3 separate regions of the Mus musculus genome follow, and regions 2 and 3 are each linked to region 1. Evidence: chromatin loops called from intact Hi-C (ENCODE). Cell type or tissue: heart. All regions are shown on one strand. Region 1 holds the start of Stim2 (stromal interaction molecule 2). Region 2 holds the start of Tbc1d19 (TBC1 domain family, member 19). Region 3 overlaps Stim2 (stromal interaction molecule 2).

Region 1 (8,000 bases):
AACAGGTTCTTTAGTCCTGTGACTGACAATACAAGGTAAATACAGCAATAGCCAAAGACTGCAGAAGAAAACGAAATAGCAGGAAGGCATCAAAAGAAGGTTCTGGAAAACACAGTCTGCTGTCACAATGTAAACACCAGCATGGCATGACTCAACGTGGCATATGTACAGCACGATCCAGCCAACCACTCGAAATGGCATTATTAAGGCAGTATCTACTGGATATGTCTTAGGAGTGTAGGGTGAGTGACAATTAAAAGCTTGGATTAGTATTTTTCCAAAGATAACCTGAAAAATTCCCAACTAAATTAGTGAATGCCCCACGGCTTAAGCGGTTTAACACGTCTGGATAAAGTGGCCCTTCAAAATGCTATAATACTTTGAACTAAGAATAGTGGGGTTTGTTAAGATTTTAATACATCTAAAAGACATACCTTAAATTTTTCATTTTATACTCCTGTAATATACCAAATAGGTGAAGTGATAAAATCTTAAGATAAAATATTTATATAAGCACTAAAGAATGTTACTGTAATTGATTCAAAATTATAGAGTATTTTAAAGCTAATGTTGGTTGTTTAAAAATTCTGAAACAATTAGCTGTGTGTGTATATGTTTAAAAAAAAACAGTGTTGTTATTCTACATATTTTCCCAACCTGAGCTTTCTGTGCATACACATACATATATATGCAGAGACAGAGAGTGAAGAGGCAGAGAGATAGCTTGCATACTTTTGCCCTTCCATGATTTCTCAGAAACAATTATTTCAATATTTTGATGAGCTCAACCACTCCACTCTGGCTCAATCCATTGATGCTGTATATATTAAACAAAAAAGGTTTTCAAAAGTACGGATTTAAAATATCCTCTGTCTACTCCAGCCTTCAATCCTTAATCTGAATTAGGTTTTAATCATGTGGATTACTTTTTTAACTAAAAATATAAACATGCATATGCACATATACAATTTAAATATTTTACTATGTGATATTATAAATATTGGTTCTATATTACTACAACATGTAAGACAATGGATCTATTGATTTTGATGGTATCATTGCCTATCTCTGCAAGAATACTTTTGTTGTTGTTGTTCAAAACTAAGAACAAGCCAGACTTAAAGATAATTTGTTCTAAAAATACACCAACATAAGACCCTTGGAAGTAAGCTTCAATGTAAAGGTGTGTTCTGGACTGTTTTAATAAAAAGCAAACGCCTCAGAAGCTCCTAACGGTTAAGTATTAAAAGTGCTAATCTGGGAAGGAAAACAGAGAATGGGGTCGCTGTCAGTTTATGAAACTATTAGACATGTCAACAGTGAGACAGCCACTTTCACAGGGAACCCCGGAGAAAAATTCTCTCACAGTTCTTTCACAAGTTTTCAGATTGCAAAATCCACATAAAATGTAGTTCTCTCATATGCTCATGTCTGCATCTATCCATTAACACTGTCTGGAATGTAACAGGGTTTGCCTGTGGCTCCACTTCCTGAAGTGTGAAGTATCGCCATCCATTTATGTCCCAGGTTTAATAAAACAAATGGAGCCATAAAAGAGAACTACCCACAAAAACTATTAAATGAGAAAGGGCCTTACAGAGGCCATACAATTCAAAGCATTTTTCAACACATTCTACTTTCACAAGTCATTTTTCAATCTACATTTCCCTAAACACCAGCCCTGCTGACTGTATTTTCATAAACTTATTAAAATTCTATTATTCAACTTAGATACTGAGCAGTTGTAAAATCTGAAACTTTAAGTGGAAATGTTTAACGTTTTAAAATTAATATTTGAACATAAGGGGAAAAAAAGAGATCTTTTATAAACAGAAATAATTCCGAGGTCAACATTTCAGCAAATTTATTAAAAAGCACGACAGCACAACTTCACTTTGTGTGATGATCTTTCCCACTAAGAATCACTGCGTCTTTTCAACTGTGCCATAAATAACTACAGAGAAAATTAAAAGGGTTACAGCTTATTAGAAGTCCATCTGCGCTGATTTCTTGATGTTCTCAGTAAAACATACTTGCTTGAAGAGTCAATAAACACCAAAGTTCTAGATCACTTGCCTCTCTGTCAATCACATTTGTTAAGGCATTATGTAATCAAACATTTCTGCCAAAGAGGTGGGGGGACCCACACTACTATACCATTTAGAAGCTAACGTTCCACTCCTAGGGGAGACAATAAGCCCTCAACCTACACTCTAGTGTAGGTTTTAACTAGTTTAACACTGTTCCCTTCCACACTTGCCATATTTTTGTTAGAAAATAACTATTTGAGCATGAAACCACCCAATATATCCCTCCCTACATACTACGTCCCTAAAGATCATTCTATAATCCTTTATCCAAGGCAACCAGTGATGACTTGCCTGGTTCAACTGACCAGGATCTGGTAAGTTTTTTGAGTACCTTGAGTATGCTAATCATTATGCTCTATACCCTCCAACTCTCAAAGTGCCTGACAATGCTTACCGACATCCTTCTTCTGTCTGCAACAGGAAATAGCCTGTCACAGAACTCAGAGGAAAGCTGCTATGATCTAAAGACTCCTGAACACTTTGCTGAGCAGCTGTTAGTAACTCCCAGACGCCTGTTGGGCTACCACTGCAGTTAAATTAACAGTGAATCATCTTATTCCTCTTTAATCCTGCTGTTCTTCCAGAAAACCTAGAGATCTACCTTAAAAATAAACACAGCAGCAAGAAAAATAAGTTACTCTACCTCCAGCACTGTGCCCCAGGAAATCATTTCAGGACCTTTACATCACTGCTTAAACCACACCAGATCAGTTATATAAGACAACGAAGGCTGTAAAAGCATACAATTTTCTACTTAACCTTACCAAACATATTTGCAAGTTTTCAGTAAGTGCTAGAACGTTCTGTGTTTAAAAAAGGTACTGGTGCACTCCATCAGAACTATGCTGCCCAAATCCACGTCACAAATATCCTGCACTTGGTAAATTGTAGGTGTGTTTCTGGTTACCTGCTGCGCTTTCTGCACCCTTTGTCACCCAGTGATGCTCTCAAACAGCATATACTTTCCATCCCTTAAAGCGTCCTCGTACCCCCACAAAAACACACCAGACTTTGACGTTTCTTCATACTAACACAGAACCACTAGTGCCACTAGGTGCTGTGGCTCTCAAAGAATCTCTTCAGCAGCTTCCCCTGGGACAGGGCGCTCAGCCCGGCTCTCGATCGGTAAGAAGCTGCCAGCCGCCTTTGCAAAGGCAACAGGGGCCAACTCCATACCGCATTGCTGCTGCTGCTGCCGCCGCCTACTTTCTTTGGCGGCTTTGGGAAGAGGGGAAATGAGCCCAGTCCCCTACAGACCCCACTGGTCCCTTCGGCAGCACGAAAGAGAAACCACTGCATTGCTCAGCTGGGAAGCTCGCAGGAGCCCACTAAGGGCGAAGAAAGCACAGTAGAGGCGCCAGTCGGTGGACTAGGAAGGCGTCCGAAGTGCGACGACCGGCGCCAAGGCAACCGCTAGGCGCCCTCTCGGGGGATGGGGTCCTGCCGGGAGTCCCGCCAAGCCTGCCCGTCGCCCGCACGGGCCTCACCTGTCAGCAGCGCCTGGCGCTCGCCCGCAGCCGCAGCCGAAGGAGACGCCGCCGCTCCGGCCGATCCCGACGCGCGCCGCCCGCGGAGGTGCCGGGGCACCAGATCGCATCCGTCCGCCACGCCGGCCACCAACAACCCGAAGAGCAGCATTGCTGCCCAGCGCCGCCGGAGAGGGCGGCCCGAGGCCCGGCCCGGTGCCACGGCGGGAGGAGCGCTCACAGGAGCCGCCGGCCACTCGCTCACCGCCAGCTGCCCGGGGCCCGGCCGCCTCGGAAGCGGACTCCCGCCGGGTGCTGACCCGCTCCCTTCACCGGCGGCCCGCGAAGCTCGGCTCGCCGCCGCGTTCATTGGTTCCGGTTATTTAAAAAAAAAAAAAAAAAAAAAAGTGGGGGAGCGCAGTGGTACGGCGTCTTCCGACCCAGCGCGACACCCGCGCAGCTGCCGCGGCGACACCGGGATCCGCTGCTCTGGCGCGGCCAAGCCCCAGCCCAGCGCCCGCGCCGCCGCCGCGGCGCATCCCCCCGCCCCCTCCGGCCCGCGCCCGCCGTAGTACCACGCTCGGCCGGGCCACCTCCCTCCCCTCACACACTCGCTCTCATACCAATCCCCCGCCTCCCTCAGCCCCGCCACGGCGCAGGCGCAACGCCGCGGCACTGCGCGTGCGTGGTCGTGGGCCCCGCCCCTAGGGGCGTTCCCAGACCGATAGGCGGGGCGTGGGACAGCCGCCCAGGCTGTGCTTCAGGAGCCAGAGAAGCTGAGCGGGAGGAAGGAGTGAGTCTCGCCCACGCCGTGATCTGATGATGGGCAGCCTGGAGACCTGGATAAAGCGTATCGACGTCGCAGATCCTCTGAGTGCTTTAACCCCGTGGGTCAAAAAAAACCTTGCAGTGGGAAACAGCGGCCTCCCCTAACTTGGATGTTGGTGGGGGTTACCGGTTGCCAGCTTTGTAGAAGCGGAGGGAAACCCAGCCTAGCTTTGTATTTACTTGACAAACATTTGGCAAAGCGCATACCTTGTGCCAGAGTGCTAGGAATTTCTCTAAGCAATTTACAGTGGCATAGTGTAACTCAATCTCATCGCCATTTTACATGTGACGAAACCCAAGCGCTGAAATGTTAAAATAGCTTAACCAACCCACCGGCCCATAGCTAATAAATGGACATGGCCCGATTTATCAACTACTGAATGGAAATGTTCGAATAATGTGCTCTAGCTTCTTACTATTTTCCATGCTGACACTGAAGGCAGTCACTGCCACTCATCTGCCAAACCACCACTTCTATAGACTGCCAGCTGAACAGGTTGCCCCAACTACAACATAGACTTGACCATTTTGCTTATCTGCAATGAAGCAGTTTTGTGGATGCTCTTGCAATTCTGCTCCAGATCCAATTGATCTAAAAGGGGAAAAGAACCGGAATCTATTTCTTCAAGTAGATGCTACCATTGCAATGGGACTATGTTGTTGTTATTGTTGTTGGCTGTTTTTTTATTTTGTTTCAATTGTGGTAGGAGTCCTCAGGATGTGACCCAGGTAAATGGCACTCAGAGGCAAGCTACATACCTCAGAGACCCATATCAAAGCATTTCTTCAGAAAACCTTTGAAATGTAAAAGGAGGTGTTGAACACACACACATATTTAAGAACTCGAAGCTAGGATTGTTAAGAACATAGGTCTGACTACTGTTGGATTTTGTTGTTGGCTTGCAGTTTAGATCAGTTTGTTCCAGAAGTCAAGAAGTCAAATACATAACAATTCCTTAGGAAGCTTGACCAAAAGAATGTCGGGTAGTGGAAGAGGAAGATGCACACTGCAGAAAAGAATCAGGAATAATAACAAGGCTAATCAACCACAATTATTTCTTGACATACTTCTTAGGGGCATTATGTTGGAGGGTGGGGCCGTTCCTTACCGGGCAACAGTAAGTTTCTATTTTGCTTGCTGAAAGGCAGTGAAGCCTTGTGTTTGCTGAGTAGACAGAACTGCTAGGCACCGGATAACCAGGAAGTAAATAAGTTCCTTTCCTACTCTACAGGAGGCATCATTTAATTCATCAGTATTTACTGAACATCTCATATACGCCGAGCAAAGTATTATACGGTGGGGTATTATATTCAGCAGACTAAGAAACACTTGGAAATGTCAAATAAGTCAGAACTTGAAGCTCTAAAATTGCTAACAGTCCTTTCCTAGGGAACTTTACCATCTTGGACAGGAGATACAATTTTTGTCTATTACCTTATAGATTCTTACACGGTTCTGACTCGGAATTAGTTCCTAACGTGGGTAGTACAAACTATGTTACAGCAATAACAATATAAAACCAGGAAAAACTAGCAATCCACTGGGCCCGAGCTTCTTTAAACAAAGATGGCATACGATTTCTTTCAAACACAGGGCACACTGAGACCCGATAATGGATTTGGAATCATAAATGTTTATTTCTCTCTAGTGGGACCACAGGTAAGGAACCAGCATTCACCATAGCGGCCTCTCTCAGATAGACACGGGCTAGAATAAACCCTCTATTTTATAGATCTGTTTTATGGGTACCGATGTTTCTGGCTGCGCAGCCGTGGTGCACACTGTTACTCAGGGGCACATTGTTCCGGTGCATCATAGCATAGGCCTAGGGAACAGGCAAGAGCAAGTCCATTACTTTGAAAAAAAAAAAAAAAAAACCCATCCGTAGAATTAGATCGAGAATTACACTTGCAAAGTGTACACATAAACACAAGACTTGAGGCGGTGATAATCACGTCCTCTGCCCAGGTTCCCTTTCCTTTCCCTGGTAACCTAGAGCTTCCTGCCTGGTGCTTCTCTTGCCAAATTCCATCAAAATCTTCCTGGAACCCCTTTCCCTTGTTGGCCACCCTACTCCTACAGCCCAGCCCCCTCCTTTAAAGTCCAAACCTCACAACTTGCCGTGTATCTTCAGAATGTGTTCTCGGTCTTATTTTAACACAGTCTTGACTTCGTGTCTGATGGGCAGCTTTGAACTTTGTTATCAGACCAACCTCGTAGAAACCTCAACTCCGGCTCTTCTGTGTGACGCGTAGGCAAGTTAATTAGGAACCCAATTATACCTGCACCACAGAATTATTGGTGGAGTGGAAAAAATAGTAACAAAGAAAGCCTTCCCTGGGTCCCTGGCACCCAGGTGCTTTGTACTTAGTGACTCTGGCCTCAGGCTCTGGGCGTGTATGCTAAAGGTGCTCCTAGGTTAGGATTAAACGCATCTCACTTTGCCTAGGCTTTTCGATTCTGCAGATGAACCCAACTCTCAGTGCACACCCAAAGCAAAAGAACTGCACTGGCTCCTCCCCATCTCTGGAGCAAACCCTCACCATCCTCTATCCTTGCTCCCCCACGGCCCACACAGCCTGCCTCAGGTTCCAACTAGGAGAACCGGATCTCCGCTTGCGAGCTCAGGAGCCTCCCCGTAGCAGCGCGCATGCCCACGGACTCTGGCGGCCGCCACAGGTGCGCGACTCTGGCACAGAGCGCGCCCGGGTTCCGTGGGCGGACCGTCCGCGCGCGCCCGACACCCGGGTGATGACATCACCGCGTGGGCGGGCGCAGTAGCTCTAGGAGGGAGCGCTGTGGGCGTGAGGCGGGATGAAAGTATCACCCAGGGGAATTCCGACTGAGGTCGCGCCTGCCCACAGCTTCCCCAGCCTGACTGTGACCCCAAGGAGTGGGGGGTTCTTGCCACATCAGGGTAGAGGAGCACCGTGGACAACTGCTCTTTGCTTGCCCTTCTTAGATAGCTTCTGGGGAAATGCAAGAAAGAGTCCTCTTTGGGGAAACCGGGTTATGAACTGGACCACTTTCATAGCTTCCCAGGAAATTAAGGTCCTGAGAACTTTGAAATACTCAAAGTAATAACAGCTAATAGGGTTTCAAGGTAGAAGCAATGAAAGTTAGCAAATATGAGTATAGTCTTCAAGTCGTGGAGTACATTAAAGCACTAAAAGGGCTGGGGCCGGGGGTGAGGGGGGGGGGGCGGAAGAGTAGTGAAAGTTGTTCACTTGTAAGCCACTTGCTACCTCAATCCAGTATGAAAAGGTTATGCCTCACCCAGTTTACTGAGGGTGCGAAAACCTGTGCATCTTTCTCTGGGGAGCAGAGAAAGGAAGCTTTTCTAGAGCCAGCCCACAAAAGAAAGTCAAATCTACCCACCAAAGCCAAGTGGATCAGTGTTTTGTGACTAATCAAAGTCAGTGTCCTCTGTTACTGGTTAATTTGAAGTGTTGTGGGAGAGATGTTGATATCTCTGATAAGTGCTAATGCCTGTGGTAGGAACGGTATTGGCATTTCCTGTATGAGTGAAACTGGATGAAGAGAAAAGTAAAAATGTCATAGCTGAAAATTACCAGATTCAAATAATGGTGCAAACTAGAATGCCAGCGCTTCAGA
Region 2 (8,000 bases), 190 kb after region 1:
GTGGGCCTTAATGTTTGTTTCTCCCTTAATACTGTGTCATATTGCACCAGTATAATCTCGCAGGCAAGTCACTGCTGCTCGTTGCAGAGGTTGTAGATGAGAGATATTGATTATTACTTTTCTTCCTTGGTAGTGTGCAGGATACCTCCTGGTACCATGAATGCTGGTCAATACTACTGAAGCTTCTAGTTAGGCACCAGCTTGATTTCTCCATGTCTGATAACACAGACAAATGTTTTCTTCAGCAATAGTGCAGGTTGTGGAGAGTGCATGATAGCTTTGGCAACAGCCTGCGATATTTGGGGATGAAGGCATGTCCATGGGACCCTTTTGACCAATTTAACAATAGTAGCCCATTCCTGGCACTGGACATTTTACTCAGTGGTATTAAAATGTCTACTTGGGGCATTGTCTCCCTATCATTTGGTAACTTCATTTAAATTCCTTTCACGTGTGTATATATTTTAGAAAGCTTCTGTAGGTGTAGGTGTCGACTTGGTGTTTCCAATTGCCTTTGTTGTCAGTTGTCTCTCTCAGTGGTCTCCCTATCCCTCTCCTTATTTAATCATCCAATTCTGATTTCCCCTTTTTGTCGCCATAACAATATATTCTATCTCCCCTTCCTTACGAGAGCCTCTCCTACAGCAAAGGACATGATCGTCTGGCAAAGCATTGGCCTACAGACTGGAAAATGATCTTCATCAACTGTTGCAAATTGTTACAAACGGTTAGTATCTAGACTATATAAAGAACTATAGAAGAATAAAAACTAAAAACATGATTCTTAAAATATCATTTCATTTTAAAAAATGGAGTACAAAACTAAGCAGAGAGTTTCCAGAAGATGAAACCCAACAGGCTCAGAAACACTTAGAGAAATGTACAACAACCTTAGCCAACAGGAAAATGCAAATTAAAACTAGTTTGATATACCATTTTTCCTCATTCAGAATGGCGAAGATCAAAAAAAAATTGATAGCACATGCTGGTGAGGATGCAGGGGAGGGGGAATGTCTATTCATTTCTATTCAAAGGGAGGTGCAAACGTGTACAGCCACTATGGAAATCAATGTGGTGGTTTCTCAGGAAGCTGGGGATTGAGCTATCTTATGTTTCAGCTCTACTACCCTTGAGCATATAATTGAAGGATTCTACATCCTATTACACAGACTTCTGCTCATCTATGCTCCTTGCTGGTCTATTCATACTAGCCAGAAGTTGGAAACAGGTCAGGTGTCCATCAACTGACTTACAGATAATGGGAATGCAGTTTATTCACACAATGGAATATTACTCAGCTATTGAGAAAAATAGAAGTATAAAATTTGCAGGTAGATGGATGGCACTTGAAAAAAGAATAAGCATGAGTGAGGTAACTCATACTCCCCCCCCCCAATAAATATAGTATAGTTTCCATTATATGTGGATGTTAACTTTTAAACTTTCCATATATGAGCTATAATCCAGATAACCACAGAGGTTAGGTACGTAGTATACAGACTAATTATGAGCTAGCAGACCAGTCTAGAGTAGCCCAGAGTACAAGAAAGAAGGAATCCACTTTCATCTTGTGCCCTTTCCCATGAGCATCTACCAGGGTTTCACAGGAATCTGCAGAGTACCTTCTGCTGGCTAAATATGTAAAAACAAGCATAAAACTGCTACATCAACAATACTCTCCCCTTCCATGAGGCAACGACCCTAAATCACAAGCAATGTCAGAAACTCTCTATTTAAAATTTCAGGCAATAACTCCCCAGTTTAGAATAGTTGTAAAAGCTCTCTACAATGTGGACAGGTTGAAAAAAAAAATTCTCTTGGGCCTAGGACCTCATGCCAATTCAGAGATGTTAGCAGACACCAGAGCAGGTGTGTCTGTTTCACACACCTGCCACAGATACAAGGCTGAGTTTAGTTGCAAAACAAAGAAAAATAAAAGCCAGGGCTAATAAGGACCCTGCACAGATAAGGTATATGAACTAATAGTGTAGAATCAGAAGCTCCCACACCTACCATGGTGCTAGCACAGACTAAATCAGCCTATTGCTTGGAAAGGGACACATAGGCAGAGAGACTTGTGAAGCTGGGAGGTAGTAGAAATATTGAGGCAATTTCTCTATGCTCCAAGACTCTAACCAGAAGTAACAGAAGGCTGGGTGCAGTCTAGGGTGTAAGGAAGGGAACAGGGAAAATCTCAGAGTTTGCTTCACTCATGACCTATATATGCTAACTGAAGCACCACATTTTGCTTGGCTTTTTGTTGCTATGATAAAGCACTGCCCCAAAACAACTGGGTGTGGGGGGAGTAAAGAATTCATTTGTCTTACAAATTACAGCCTATCACGGAGAAAAGCCAGTGTAGCAACTCAAGGTAGAAACTACGGCAGAGACCCTGGAGGATCTGCTTTCTGGCTTGCTCCCAGGCTCATCATTCAGTACCTTGATAATATAGCCTAGGCTTGCCTGCTTAGGGATGGTACCACCCACAGTGGGCTCAGCCATCCTGTTTCAGTTAGGAATCACGAAAATGCCCCGTGCATATGTCCACAGAGGCAGCTTAGGAGATCAATTTCTCAATTAAGGTTTCCTCTTCTCAGGTGTTTTAAGTCAACAAACAAGATTAATCATCACATACCACACTCAGTAAAGATACACTTAAACAAAACTTTCAACCTACTTAACTGACATTTCTAAATTATAAAAAAAAAAAAGATGTTTACTAAGTACACAAAGGATGTTCAACAAGAGAAAACAAATTACGAATCTTAAAAATAAAAAAATACTCCAACAAAATTTAAAGAATTAACATAATATAAATTTTATCCATCCTGGAGTTAAACTTGAAATCAACAAAAGGAAGAAACTGGAAAGATCTCCCCAAATTTGAAAACTAAACAATACATTTTCTGGACAATCCATGGGATAAAGATAAAGTCACAGAATATACATATTGGCATTATCCATAATCTCTAAACAACCTAAATATCCACCAGGTAAGTACTAACTAGAGAAACTAATGGGAACAGAAGTACTAAAATACCAAGTTTGGATGGATCTCAAAATCCTAACGGGGACAGAAGCATCCACAAAAGTTTTGGTACTGTAGGATTCCATTCACACTACATTCTCATACAGTAAAGCTCTACTGGTTATTCTGTCTACTCGCAGGGCCGAGTCTGTTTAAATGAATTCAATAAACGCTAGGTGGGCACATTAAAAAAAAAATCACTGTAGGGAGAGCAAAGTGCAACAAAGTGACACATTAGAATAAAGCACATGGGATCCCAATCCATCCACGAGAAAGTAAAAAAGAAGGAAGGCATGCTGCTCGTGAGTCCAACATCTAAAAAATAAAAAATAGGTCCCTTAAACGACTACAAGAATAAACGGGAGAAGCCTTGGCCATTCTCTGGCCTGAAGAAGGGCGTGATGAGCCCCACCCATCTTTAAAAAAATACAATTGCCTCACTCCTGGGTCTGAGCAAACAAGGTGCAAGGCTCAGGGAGGGGTTTAAAACAGCAGAAAGGGGTGGAGAGAGCAAAAAGCTCTGGCCTGGGTGAAGGCAGTGTAGCAGGCAGGTCATCCTGCGGCCTGCCGGTCTCCATAGCTTCCCATCAGCCCCGCTTACCCAGGCCTGCCGTTCCAGCTGAGCATACAAATTGGAGCCCTTGAGTTTCTGGACGATCTGGGCAATGATGAGGGACAGGTCCGACTCCTCCTGCAACATTTCCCCTGCCCTAACCCGCCAGCCGCGGGGACGGCCGCCGGCAAGGAAAGAATGCGCTGCAGGGTCCCACTCCTGGCCGCTGACACTTCTCCCGGACCTTTTTTCGGCGGGACTCCTCCAGCGGGCGTTGCCAGGCAACTGCTGGGCCGTGCGTCCGTCCCTCTCTGGTCCCCTCCGCATCTGAAAGACCTCGCACATGCGTTCCGAGGGCGGAAAGAGACCAGGGCCGGGAAGTAGATTTCATTGTTCCTACCCAGTCTGATCGAAAACACAGAACAAAAGCTTGTTCTTCCGCAGCCACAAAGTTTCAGATGTGCAAAAAAGAACCGAGAACGAGGTGGTGTGTGTGTGTGTGTGTGTGTGTGTGTGTGTGTGTGTGTGTGTGTGTTGAAATTTACTATATAGACTCTGTATTATAGAGATTCTTAACTCTTCCACCAGTCAATCTCTGCAGAACACGCCTGTGAACACAATTGCTGCTGGTTACACCCCAAAATTATGGGCTCTGATACTAGCTGTTGCACTTAAGCGATGTATTTAAATTGCAGAATTCAATTTACACCAATTGGCAGGATGTTTTGATAGTTGGCTGAGGTAAGAAGCAATTCATGAAGTTGCACGCTTGTTTCCTTTGCGACTGTTTCTATTCTCTAGGCTTTATACAGCAGTGGTTCTCAATCTTCCTAATGCAGCCACACTTTAATACAGTTCCTCATGTTGTGGTGAACCCTAATCATAATTTTTTTGCAGCTTCTTCATAACTGTAATGTTGCTATTGTTATGAAACACATATAAATATATGTGTTTTTCAATGGTCTTTTTTTAAAGGAAGTCTTTTTTAAGAGTTTATTTATTTAATGTATATGAGTACACTGTCATATGGTTATAGATGGTTTTGAGTCACCATGTGGTTGCTGGGAATTGAACTCAGGACCTCTGGAAGAGCAGTTAGTGCTCTTGACCACTGAGCCATCTCTCCAGCCCTTTTTCAATGGTCTTAAGCAAGTCCTGTGAAAGGGTGGTTCTTGGGAACTGCTGTTCTAGAATCTACAATCATATCCTGGTATTAGTCTCCTTTCACATACAAATTAACCAACAACAATTACTAATACTTTTTTTTTTAGTATTCTTAATTTTAAAATGACTAAGATCCTGACTGTCCTTGTCTTTAAGAAATCTACCATCTAGATTTCTATGCATTCATTCCATCTTTTAGACATGGTCCAACTTTCAGTTTATCGAGCATTTACATACAAGGAACTGTGTGAGCACAAATATTTAATAAAATACAGTTTGTGTCCTCAAGGAAATATATGAAACATAGTTATAATTAGAAGTAACTGATTTAACTAATTGAACGTTAATCCAAAGGCCAATAGTAGGTCAGCAAACGCCCTAAGGTGTAATTATACATTAGAATACACATTAGAATAATAGAATAATTAGAATACACATTAGAATAATATCACCAAAATACTTACGGATTAATTTTGGTTTTGTGTGTATACATATTTTTTAAGCACAGCAAGAGTAGAATTTCAGGAAAACAGGCTGAGAATGCTGAAAAGGCTAGTTTAGCCTAATTACATTGAACGTTAATGAGCTTAAGAGTCACAAGAGGTTTTGTTAAATCAAACTCGAGTTCAGATTCAATAGGCCTCCAGTGAGATCTGTTCATTTGAATTGCTGACAGTGGCCTGAAGATTGAAATGCTTGGGATCCAAGAGCAAACTCTAAATAGGGAAGGGACAAAAGCAGCTAGACAATAGGAACTCAGTGAGATTGGACACCTGCCATCTAGGTACATCTCCCACATACTGGCATTTGTCACACCATCACAGAGATACCGTGAAGATAGATACAGATTCTAGATAATCTGCCTGGTCTGCCCGGTTCAGAAAAACCCAGGCAGGAAAGAGATATCGTACTATCTTTGTTTCTTTACAAAACCTTCTTCCTCAACACAGAGTGTCTCAGGCCTGTGGGTGAATATAACACTATTTTTTGTAGTTCCTTCAAGTCAATAACCCACCTGATCATGAACCTGATTAAAGCAACGTGGCCTTGAACAACAATAAAAAATAAAAATGGTGGTAAATGCTCCTTTGATGTTGCAAATAAAGGGATGATATGGAGAGAGATAATCATGCTTGCCTAGGCTTAGGAGAGTCTTGGGGCAAAGAAGCAAGACTCCCACATTCAGAAAACATCCTAGCTCCCTTCCTAGAGAATTGTGTGATTTTTCCTTCCTTGCCTGAAAAAGAAAGAAAATCCCATCCTGGAGAGTATTCTGTAAAGAAAGGATACCTAGTATTATAATGTCAATGAGTAAGATATTACAACTGACATAACTATGGAAAATAATATCCCATAACTCTGACAGGAAACAGAAAGTAACTAAACATATAAGAAATGTGGATGTGTCCAGCCCAAGTTTTTGTACAGATAGATGCTTTAAATCGTTTCTGAGAGAGCAATGTTCAGGATTAAAGCAACCGTCAAGAAGTTGGTGTAGATTTAATTTTCAAATCATACACAAGAAAAATAAACCTTTAATCATAACACTAAAAAATGTTTCCTACAGACATAGAAGCAGGTGTGATGGAGTGTGATTCAATTCAAGACTGCCCTCTGCTCCCTTTTTCCAATTTAATTTGGCAAGACCTTTCGAAGCACCTGCTGCAGAGGAAGGCTGGCAGGAGTACAAAGATCAGTAAGGACTATCCCTTCTCTTAAGGAATTCTCAGTTCCCTGAGGATGATGTAGCGAGTATGCAAAGAGCTTTAATAAATGACAGGCCCATCATTCCCCCACCTGTGTGTGCACCTTTTTCTGTATTCAGGTCCCTGTTCCACAGTTAACTGAAGAGGAAAGGTCTCAATTCGAGACTCCAATAGAGGACTTGCATTCAACATCGTTACTGTACCCGGAATAAGTAGAGACTGGGAAAATCCGCTAATTTCACATTTCAAGGTGACAATTGACTCAGCCTACTATGTGAATAACAGAGTCCAAAGTCACCTGAGTGGTTACAGCTGCCTAAATAGAGGCATAAGTTAAAAAGTCACAGAAAGACATCTCCTGAAATACCCTCCGAGTGGTGTTTCTGAATCATCAGAATTGGGTCTCTGGGCCCAACCCACCTGTGGTGGTTTGAATAGATATGACCCCCATACACTCAAGTGTTTGAATGCTTGGCCTATGGGAAATGGCACTATTAGGAGGTATGGCCTTGTTGGAGGAAGTGTGTCACTGTGGGGGTGGGCTTTGAGGACTCCTATGATCAAGCTATGCCCAGTGTGGCACAGTCTCCTTCTGATGCCGTCAGATCGAGATGTAGAATTCTCAGCTCCTTCTCTAGCACCGTGTCTACTTGCATGCTACTAGGCTTCTCACCATAACAATAATGGACCGAACCTCTGAATCTCTAAGCCAGTCCCAATGAATTTTTTTCCTTTATAAGAGTTGCTTTGGTCATAGTGTCTCTTCATAGCAATAAAACCCTAAGATGTCACCTTTCTCAGCTGTGCTCTGATTTCTGTGTGGATCTCACTGCATAGCAGTCAAACATACATGTGAAAAGCACTGAACAGTGGTACCTTATGAAAGGATGTGAGTTATGTCAATAACATCCTTCCCACTCCCATAAGTCACTGAGGTGCACTCCAGAGGTACTATGAAGCACCCTCTTTATTCCATGAACTGTACCAGCTACACTGATAATTATTCTCCTTTGTTTTAAAAGAAGACACTGTTTCAGCACATTGTATTTCAGAATTTATTGAACTGTACGCTGTCAAGGATAGCCCTTTGAAAATATGGTCTGAGATTATATGACAAGAGGAGAATATTTGCAAATGATATTTAAAAAAATAGATCAAACCTGGTGACTTGAGAAAGAAGTAGTTTGTTTGTAAATTACTTCCATCTAATTCCAATAATTGGAAACCGCTCTATAAAATTCTCAGTGATTGTCTCTGGTTGTACAAATGGAAATGGACTTTAGAAATACAATTTGTTCTATTTGGAGCAAGGGAGATTTACTGGTTAAGAAAAAAGGAAAAAGGGGGAAAATGATGCCCTAGTTTCTCTGGTTCCTTCCTGCAGTCAGGGCTAATGGTAGAGCAAGTTTGCCTAGCTCAGTGCCTTTTCTGTTCTCTAAGCACCATTCTGTTTGCTTGTCCCACCAAACTTTCACACACACACATTCACATATTTTCACCTTAGATATTTATCTTTCCATGTCTTTTCTTATTTTATATGTACTTCTCT
Region 3 (8,000 bases), 75 kb before region 1:
ATGAGTGTCAGAAAAACGAGGAACAGAAAAGGAAGTAGGCTCCAATGGAAGACTGGCCTTTGATAAAGATTAAAGAAAGAGAAGGAAGCCAGCCAAAAGGACATCTGTCCCTGCACACTATGAAACAGGAAGAGGCCAATCTAATTTGGATGGAAGTGAAGAAGACAGGCCAAAAGGTAAAAGAAGTGACCATCACTGAGGCATGGCTTAAAGTGCTTTGTGAAGGTCTGTGTTGGGTTTTTCTTTTTTTCTTTTTCTGTGAGCCACTTTAAGGTGTTGAACACTTCAGATTTATATTATAAGTAAACTATTCTACTAGGTGAAGAATAGATGATATAGGACACAGCTGTGATGGGGACAATAAAGCTCCCACAAACACATTCCTTTGCCATAGTTCATTCAAGGTGATTACTCAGAAACAATGTAGATCTCTACAGAAAGGCTACGAAAGGTTGTCCTTTTGAGAAACCAAGGCTATGCATTTACAACAATCAACATAAGTAAAATAAATAAGAAACGATAGAGGTAATTTTTGACACCTCCTTTTTGTCTTAAAAAGAATTTTGTCCAAGAAAAAAAATATTCCAGATGTGACAAGTGGCCATACAGACTCCATCTGAGTGAGACATCTCTTCCTTCAGAAGATCCCCAAACGGCTCTTCATAATCGCACTCCTGGCTTCCCTGCTGCCATTTCCAGATGTCACCACTGATAATCTAGTAAACTAGTAATTTATTTATCTTTTTATAAAAGTCTGCTCAGTTCCTTAGTTTTGTTATTCAAAGTTCTAGGAAAAAATATATCCCATAACAACTGTTTGAGATTTGTAAAAAAGGGATAATTTGGTTAACGGATACTGAAAAGCAGAATAAACTGAATGAACTTCGGAAACGGCTTAAATTGTAGTAAGTCCCTGGCATTGGTTTCTGTGCCAAGGCTTTGGGGCATGAGGTTTTTCTTGTGCTGTACAAAATTATTGTCCACAAAATAAATACACAACTTAGAAACAGAAAGGAAATAAAATACAAATTACTAAATTTTATCCTGCTAGTTCAGGAGTCTTTCAACTACAGTGTCAGTTTTTGTGGTTTCAGCTAACAGTCCATTTCAGTGAGAAAAGCACTGACGGAAAATTCCAGGAATATGAACAACTCATTGTCAAATGAGTGTCCTAAGTAGTTTAATAAAATCTTGTGCTTTTTTTTTTTTTTTTTGGTTTTAAGGCATTTATTGTAGAAAGGCAGAGAATGGGAGAAGTGTAGAGAAGTAGAGGGGAGCCATGGCCATGTGGAGAGAGGGGGAGAAGGGAAGGGGAGAAGGGAAAGGAAGAGCAAAAATCTCGTGCTTTTCTGGTAAGAACATGAATTGTCCAGAGAATCCAAACAGTATATGCTATCTGCTCTAATGATAGCTAAAGAGTAACATATCACAGAACTTTTACTTATAATTCATTGCTATAATTACTCTACTTTGTTATTTATTATTCCTAACAATCTCTTACTATGCCTAACTTATGAATTATACTTTGTTGAAGATGTGTATACATTGGAAAAACAGCATGCATAGGGGGTTTCAACTGGATGTCTTCAACTGGACAAGATTATACAAGGCATACGAGAGAGATTACAGCATTAGCAGGGTTCACAGAGGGCTTCAGGAAAAGCTTAAAATTCCTGGGCTCCTGAAGACTTTAGACATCCACAACTGAAAAGAAAACCTGAGTTTCCTCTTTTTACTTGATAAAACATCTGAATACCATTTAAAAGCTTACGCAATAAGCTCAAACAAACATTTCTATTTAGTCTAGTATACGATATCAAAGTATATAAAAATAGCCTGTAACTTAATGCATCTAAGAGTTAGGGGTTTTTGTTTACTTATTTTTGTTGGTTTTTTTTTTTAGATTTTTTAAATATTTTTATTACATATTTTCCTCAATTAAATTTCCAATGCTATGCCAAAAGTCCCCCCATACCCCCCCCCCACTTCCCTACCCACCCATTCCCATTTTTTTTTTTTTTGGCCCTGGCGTTCCCCTGTACTGGGACATATAAAGTTTGCGTGTCCAATGGGCCTCTCTTTCCAGTGATGGCCGACTAGGCCATCTTTTGATACATATGCAGCCAGAGTCAAGAGCTCTGGGGTACTGGTTAGTTCATAATGTTGTTCCACCTATAGGGTTGCAGATCCCTTTAGCTCCTTGGGTACTTTTTTTTTGTTTTTTATTTTGTTTTGTTTTTTAGACAGGGTTTCTCTGTGTAATAGCCCTGGATGTCCTGGACTCACTCTGTAGACCAGGCTGGCCTTGAAATTACAAAAACTGCACCTGTCTCTGCCTCCCAACTGCTAGGAATGCAGCACCACACACCCAGCCTCTAAGAAAGTCTTTTTTTTTTTTTTAAATATAAATATTCTCACAGAAACATGATCTTCTCTATAATTATATGCAATTAGTAGGGCTGCCAATGCCAAGCAGGGCAGAAGCAGACAAGCCAAGGCTCCAGAGCACTGCACAGTTTTACCTTCTGATGTTTTCCACTGTTTCCACAAATCCTCAACAGTTATGTGCTTATCTTCTCTGTGCAGGTGACTATGTTTATTCGTAGCATCTTTATATTTCATATCTTCTCTGATAAACTATGAAAGAGAAAACATTAAGTTAAACATAAGTAAGATCCTTTGGGCCTGATAAACTAAGAACAAGAGTGTTATGTGGTGTCTTTTTTCCAGACACTAATACACTGTTGGTATTTTAAGCCATTTTCTCATGCTTGCTAAACACATTTTACAAAATGTCTTCTAATCATGAAAACAGAGGCAGTGAGGTTTTTATTCAAAGTTTATCACTTAATAGATATGAGTCTACATTTATTTACACTGCATGTGAATACACATCCACACACACAAAGATTTAGAAAGCCATAGAGTCTGAACTTGGTGATGGTCCTGTGAGGAAGGCACTACTGATATTTCACAAATGGGAAGCTGTCTTAGTCAGGGTTTCTATTCCTGCACAAACATCATGACCAAGAAGCAAGTTGCGGAGGAAAGGGTTTATTCAGCTTACACTTCCATACTGCTGTTCATCACCAAGGAAGTCAGGACTGGAACTCAAGCAGGGCAGGAAGCAGGAGCCGATGCAGAGGCCATGGAGGGATGTTCTTTACTGGCTTGCTTCCCCTGGCTTGCTTCCCCTGGCTTGCTCAGCCTGCTCTCTTATAGAACCCAAGACTACCAGCCCAGAGATGGTCCCACCCACAAGGGGCCTTTCCCCCTTTATCACTAATTGAGAAAACACCCCACAGCTGGATCTCATGGAGGCATTTCCTCAACTGAAGCTCCTTTCTCTGTGATAACTCCAGCTGTGTCAAGTTGACACAAAACTAGCCAGTACAGAAGCCAAGGCGAGGGAGGCTAAGTAACATGCCCAAGATTAAGACAATGGACAAGCATTGAGACACCAACCAATGTCACAAGCTACAGTCAAGCACACAGTTCAGCTACTGTCACAATATTACATTTTGACACACAATCAGTGATGAGGTATTTCCAACAAAACTAACACTAATCTCAATCACTTTTACCATAGTATTTTTCTACCATCTAAGCTATTACTCAAAGTAGGCTACAATGTAATACTAGCATATTTTATAAACCTATGCATACCCTTATTAAGCATACCTTAAAATATTTAGAGATAAAGCAGCAAAATTAAGCTCTGTTAAAACTTAACCAGATCTTTAATATTTCTTTTCCACTGTTCAATAAATTTAAAAATTTTATTTTTTATAGCCTGTAAATCATTTACCTCCTCAAACTTTCTCCAAATAAAAGTACTACTCTAAATATACAATATTTTAAATCATTGTGCTTTCTAACTCAACATTTCTCCTCCTCTTCTCCTCCTTCTTCTTCTGTTTTGTTATTTTATTTTATCTGTCTTGACTATTACTTAGTTTCAAAAGAAGATCATAGACTGTTTCAGAAATTCAGAATGCAGAAAGTCACAGTCCCAAGTGTCTTTAACCCAAAAAGCAAAGTTCTTATTTTTTTATATATTAACAATCAGCAGCATCTCAGACATGACAACATTCTGGTTTGACAAGAATAAACGACTTAACAGCTATATAATAATATTAAGCAAATCATTTACTTTTCTAAGCTTCAAAACTTTTTGTAAAGGTATAGTTAAAAGGGCTTGTCTGGCTATTCCCGCCCACCCTTCCTACTCTTCCAAACTGCTATCTTTAGGATCTAGTAGAATACTTAGGGGATGTGGGATCACTGTACCTGAGATGCTTAGAACCTGCTCTTCTTGGAAGAGATCCAAGGGCTGAATAGAAAATCGAGACTGAAAAGCATGATGAGAGACTGAGCAAAGAGGAAGCCAGCTTTGGAAACAGTCCAGTCAGCTGGAACAAATAGCAACTGTTCCATTTATGGGATACACATCAAAAAGAATGTCCCAGGAAATCCTCCTCACTGTGTGAGCACTAGTCACTGAAAAGGACAGTTCTGTGGCTTTAGAAATGAGCTAGTTTCCATCCATGTGGATGAGATGTGATACTTAGCTAATATCTGAGAAATTACAGAATAAGTTGATGGCTATATATGAAGTGTGTGCTTAACAAATCAAGAGGGAGTGTGGGTAACAGAACACTGGTGACATGGAGGCAAAGGGGAGAAGAATGGAGAGGAAGGCCTAAGTGCAAAGAGGCGAAGGCAGGAAGGCAGAGCCGGGGAGAAGGAGACTAACACTAGGAAGCTTTGAAACAGTAATGTGGAAGCCTACTGTTCTATAAACTCCATGTGTGTGCTTTCCATGTGAGAGGGAGCGCCCCTACACAGGATAAAAAGTTCCTCCAAAAACTATGGGTTCTTAAACAATAACCCTAGTACCAAGAGTAGGATACTTCCCCTAGAGTTGTTTGGGATGCCCCAAAACCTCCCCCAACAATAAAATAACCATTTTTAAGAAAGCTAGGTAAAATCCAAATAGATGGAATTATACTTTTCCTAGAATTATCTAAAAATACTTTTGCTTTAAGCAAACATGACCACAGGATAATAAAACTTTGCAACAACAAACTCAAAGGCACATCTGGCTCCATTAAGCTCTCCTCTCTATCCTATAAAACACAAAATTGTGCCTGCTCGCTCAGATTTCTCTAAGCTATTAATTTGGTGGGGAAAAAAAAGGCCAACTAGAGAAATTTTGAAAATTCATAAATAACTAAAAAGATAAGCAAAAGACAACTCATTTAACTTACTAAAATACATGAGTTGAGAAATCTGAAAGCAAAATTTGAAATTCAATTAAGTAAATAACATCCTTGGTGGACATGTCTAATCACACACAAACCTCCTCCAAGAAATCGTAAGCTGACAGTACTAACCAGGACTGCTCTGTGAATAAGTGCTTACTATATATGCTTTTCAAAGGGAGTCACAGGGATAGCCATACTAAATAAGCTATTCTAGTACCACTAAACACATTTCAGTTTTTGCACCTGTAATATCTATCACGTTTTTTGTACTGTTGCTTTTGTGACTCTTCTGTAATAAAAGCTAATGCATATCACTAAAACTATTATTGGACATTTATTCTGTTTCGTTTCAGCCCTTTCCCCTAAGAACTACTATCTTAATAAAGCCCCATGCCTATATCCCATCATCCTCCCCGACTCTATCACCCACTTACACAGCTACTGGATCAGAGGGCAGATAGCTCACCTAAAGGAGAACTGCAACTATACAAGAATGATAGGGTTTTTACACACACACACACACACACACACACACACACACACACACACACACACACACACACACACACACACCAAAACCCTGCAATTAAAATCATGGAAGTCCATGCTTTAGCTATGACTCTGGATCTTCAAGGAGGTAAATACTCTGGTTTTAAAAGTACCATAGCAGGAGCAGTCGCCATGAACCAGGTGCTAAGTGACCAGCTGACGCCAATAAACACGCAGAGAACAAGTGAGGACAGCAGCAGAGGTAACTCAGAGAGGAAGAGGTTAGATGGACGCACAGGTGGCCCAGAGCCGCCTCAGTGACTTCCTACTTTCAATTCCTGGACTGCGCAGGTTTTATTCTACTCTCTGGTATATAAAATCTGGACCCCCAATAAGCCTCAATACTCAAGAGACACGACTTATCACCACACTCAAAACTCTGGAATCTGACATACATTCAAAGTCTGAGTACCACTGTCACTTAACTTCTCTTCTGTCTCCTACTTCCCGATATTACGGAGTTCCACTTAAGATATTCTAAAACAAAACATGCCAGACTAAAATGTGGAAGAAAACTAGAGCCTCTTCCCTGACGATGGAAGCAGAGAGACTTTCCCAAAGCACACATGTCGTCAAAATATCATGCGATCTCAAGGCCTAGTGAGTGAGTCACTACAGCAGATGGGTCCTTATCACCAACTTAAGGGTAACATGGAGATAGCTTAGTGTAGGATCTTAGAAGGAAGAACACACAACAGGAAAACTGCCACTCCTGTGCCCACTCTTTTATTTTATTAATTTGTTATTAATATTTTTAATACACAAATAAAATTAATTGCATGTTCATGGATGTGGAATTTCAGGATAGAGCAGAAAGGAGTTTCTCCTTCCACCATTCGGGTTCCATGAAGCTTGGTGGTAATGCCTTTGCCTGATGAGCTACCTCTTCAGCCACATTCTCACTTTAAAGATGAGACACAAGCACACGCCACCAAGCCTGAAGATCTGAGTGAGTGCAACACCCAGAGCCACAGAAAGAGAGAACCAACTCCTCTAAGTTGTCCTATGACTTCCACCGGTGTGCTGTGGCACTCGTGCCCCATCCCAGCCAGCCAGTCATTCAGTCAGTCAGTAAATAAATTAAAAAATACAAAAGAACACACTTGGACTATGTTCTCACTAATACCTTATAGCAAATGGTAAATTATTTAAAATGTGAAAAAGTTTTCAGTTCCTAAGTTCAGATATTTAAACTCAATGTTGATAAAAACTGGAAAATCACTTGGGCAGTTTATACATTAACACATACATAACTCTATTCCACCCAGTTAGTTGCAACTAACTCCCTGCTGCTACGGCATCAATTCACCACACTGAGCTACCAAAAATCAAAACCCATCTGACAAGCCACAGCCTACCGGTAATAAATGCACCAGAATGACTTCCTCAAATCCATTCTCAGAAGAGCTCAGCCCAACAGGCCTCATAATTACTGTCAACTCCAGTAAAGGTAGGTTAGACCTTAACCATTATTTATAATACTGATCCAATAGGCCAGTCAATAAAGAAGAGATAGATAATTCAATCAATAATTTACAAAAAAAAAAAAAAACCCTTGAGGATGTTTGTTTGTTTGTGGGGGAAGTGTTGAATACTGGGTAGCCCTAGAATTTACTCTGTAGGCCTCAAACTCAAAGCCTGATTCTCCCTCCTGAGTGCTTGGAGTAAAGGCTCGCACCACCACTGCCAGTGAGAAACCCAACACTGAAATCATCAGGATGGTGTGAGCTACATCAATGATGCCTCCTCACTATTATGATTACAATGCAAAATATCTAGGATTCCTTTAGTCTGCCCATTAATTTAAAAAGTGGTACTACGCAATGGCATTAGAAAAACACCAAATTAGTCCAAATATATAGACAGAAGACTGATTAAAACTATGTTATTTCAAAAAGACAAAACCAAAAAACTTCCCTATGTAGATAAAGCAACAGAGACAGAGGCAGAAAGATTTTAACAGAGAACCCATAACAGTGACATAAGTCAGATGTTTCTACTTTATGGTGAGTTTATTCACTGTTAAGTGAATTTCTTACCTTTTTTTTTTTTTTTTTTTTTTTGGTTTTGTCGAGACAGGGTTTCTCTGTATAGCCCTGGCTGTCCTGGAACTCACTCTGTAGACCAGGCTGGCCTCGAGAACTCAGAAATCCGCCTGCCTCTGCCTCCCGAGTGCTGGGATTA

What was found. Hi-C counts contacts between places; a loop is a spot of excess contacts. Peaks named below come from ENCODE experiments on the same cell type or tissue, not always from the same donor. Only the 100,000 strongest peaks of a DNase experiment are listed, where the experiment ranks them.
Region 2: it touches region 1 in a loop (2.9-fold over the local background); 2 of 42 quality-filtered maps call a loop at or near these places.
Region 3: a loop joins it to region 1, with 3 times the contacts of the local background. A loop is called at or near these places in 4 of 42 quality-filtered maps.

What each region holds. Positions count from the first base shown.
Region 1 is chr5:53,994,612-54,002,611 of GRCm38, reverse strand. It overlaps Stim2 (stromal interaction molecule 2), which reads right to left and starts at 4,089. Exons shown (of 12, transcript NM_001081103.2): 1 at 3,578-4,089. The coding sequence starts at 3,728. Gm30601 (a long non-coding RNA gene) reads right to left here and starts at 7,361. Exons shown (of 2, transcript XR_376962.2): 1 at 6,495-7,361; 2 at 5,999-6,210. In heart, a CTCF peak has its summit at 3,153; DNase peaks (open chromatin) are centred at 3,511, 3,771, 4,301 and 7,151; H3K4me3 peaks cover 4,166 bases; H3K27ac peaks cover 3,403 bases.
Region 2 is chr5:53,805,488-53,813,487 of GRCm38, reverse strand. Tbc1d19 (TBC1 domain family, member 19) reads right to left here and starts at 3,861. Exons shown (of 21, transcript NM_144517.4): 1 at 3,630-3,861. The coding sequence starts at 3,728. In heart, no CTCF peak of the experiment used is centred here; a DNase peak (open chromatin) is centred at 3,877; H3K4me3 peaks cover 1,485 bases; H3K27ac peaks cover 1,078 bases; H3K27me3 peaks cover 288 bases.
Region 3 is chr5:54,069,917-54,077,916 of GRCm38, reverse strand. Stim2 (stromal interaction molecule 2) reads right to left here. Exons shown (of 12, transcript NM_001081103.2): 3 at 2,523-2,637. Among named protein-coding and RNA genes, the nearest start is that of Stim2, 75 kb to the right of the region's middle. In heart, no CTCF peak of the experiment used is centred here; no DNase peak of the experiment used is centred here.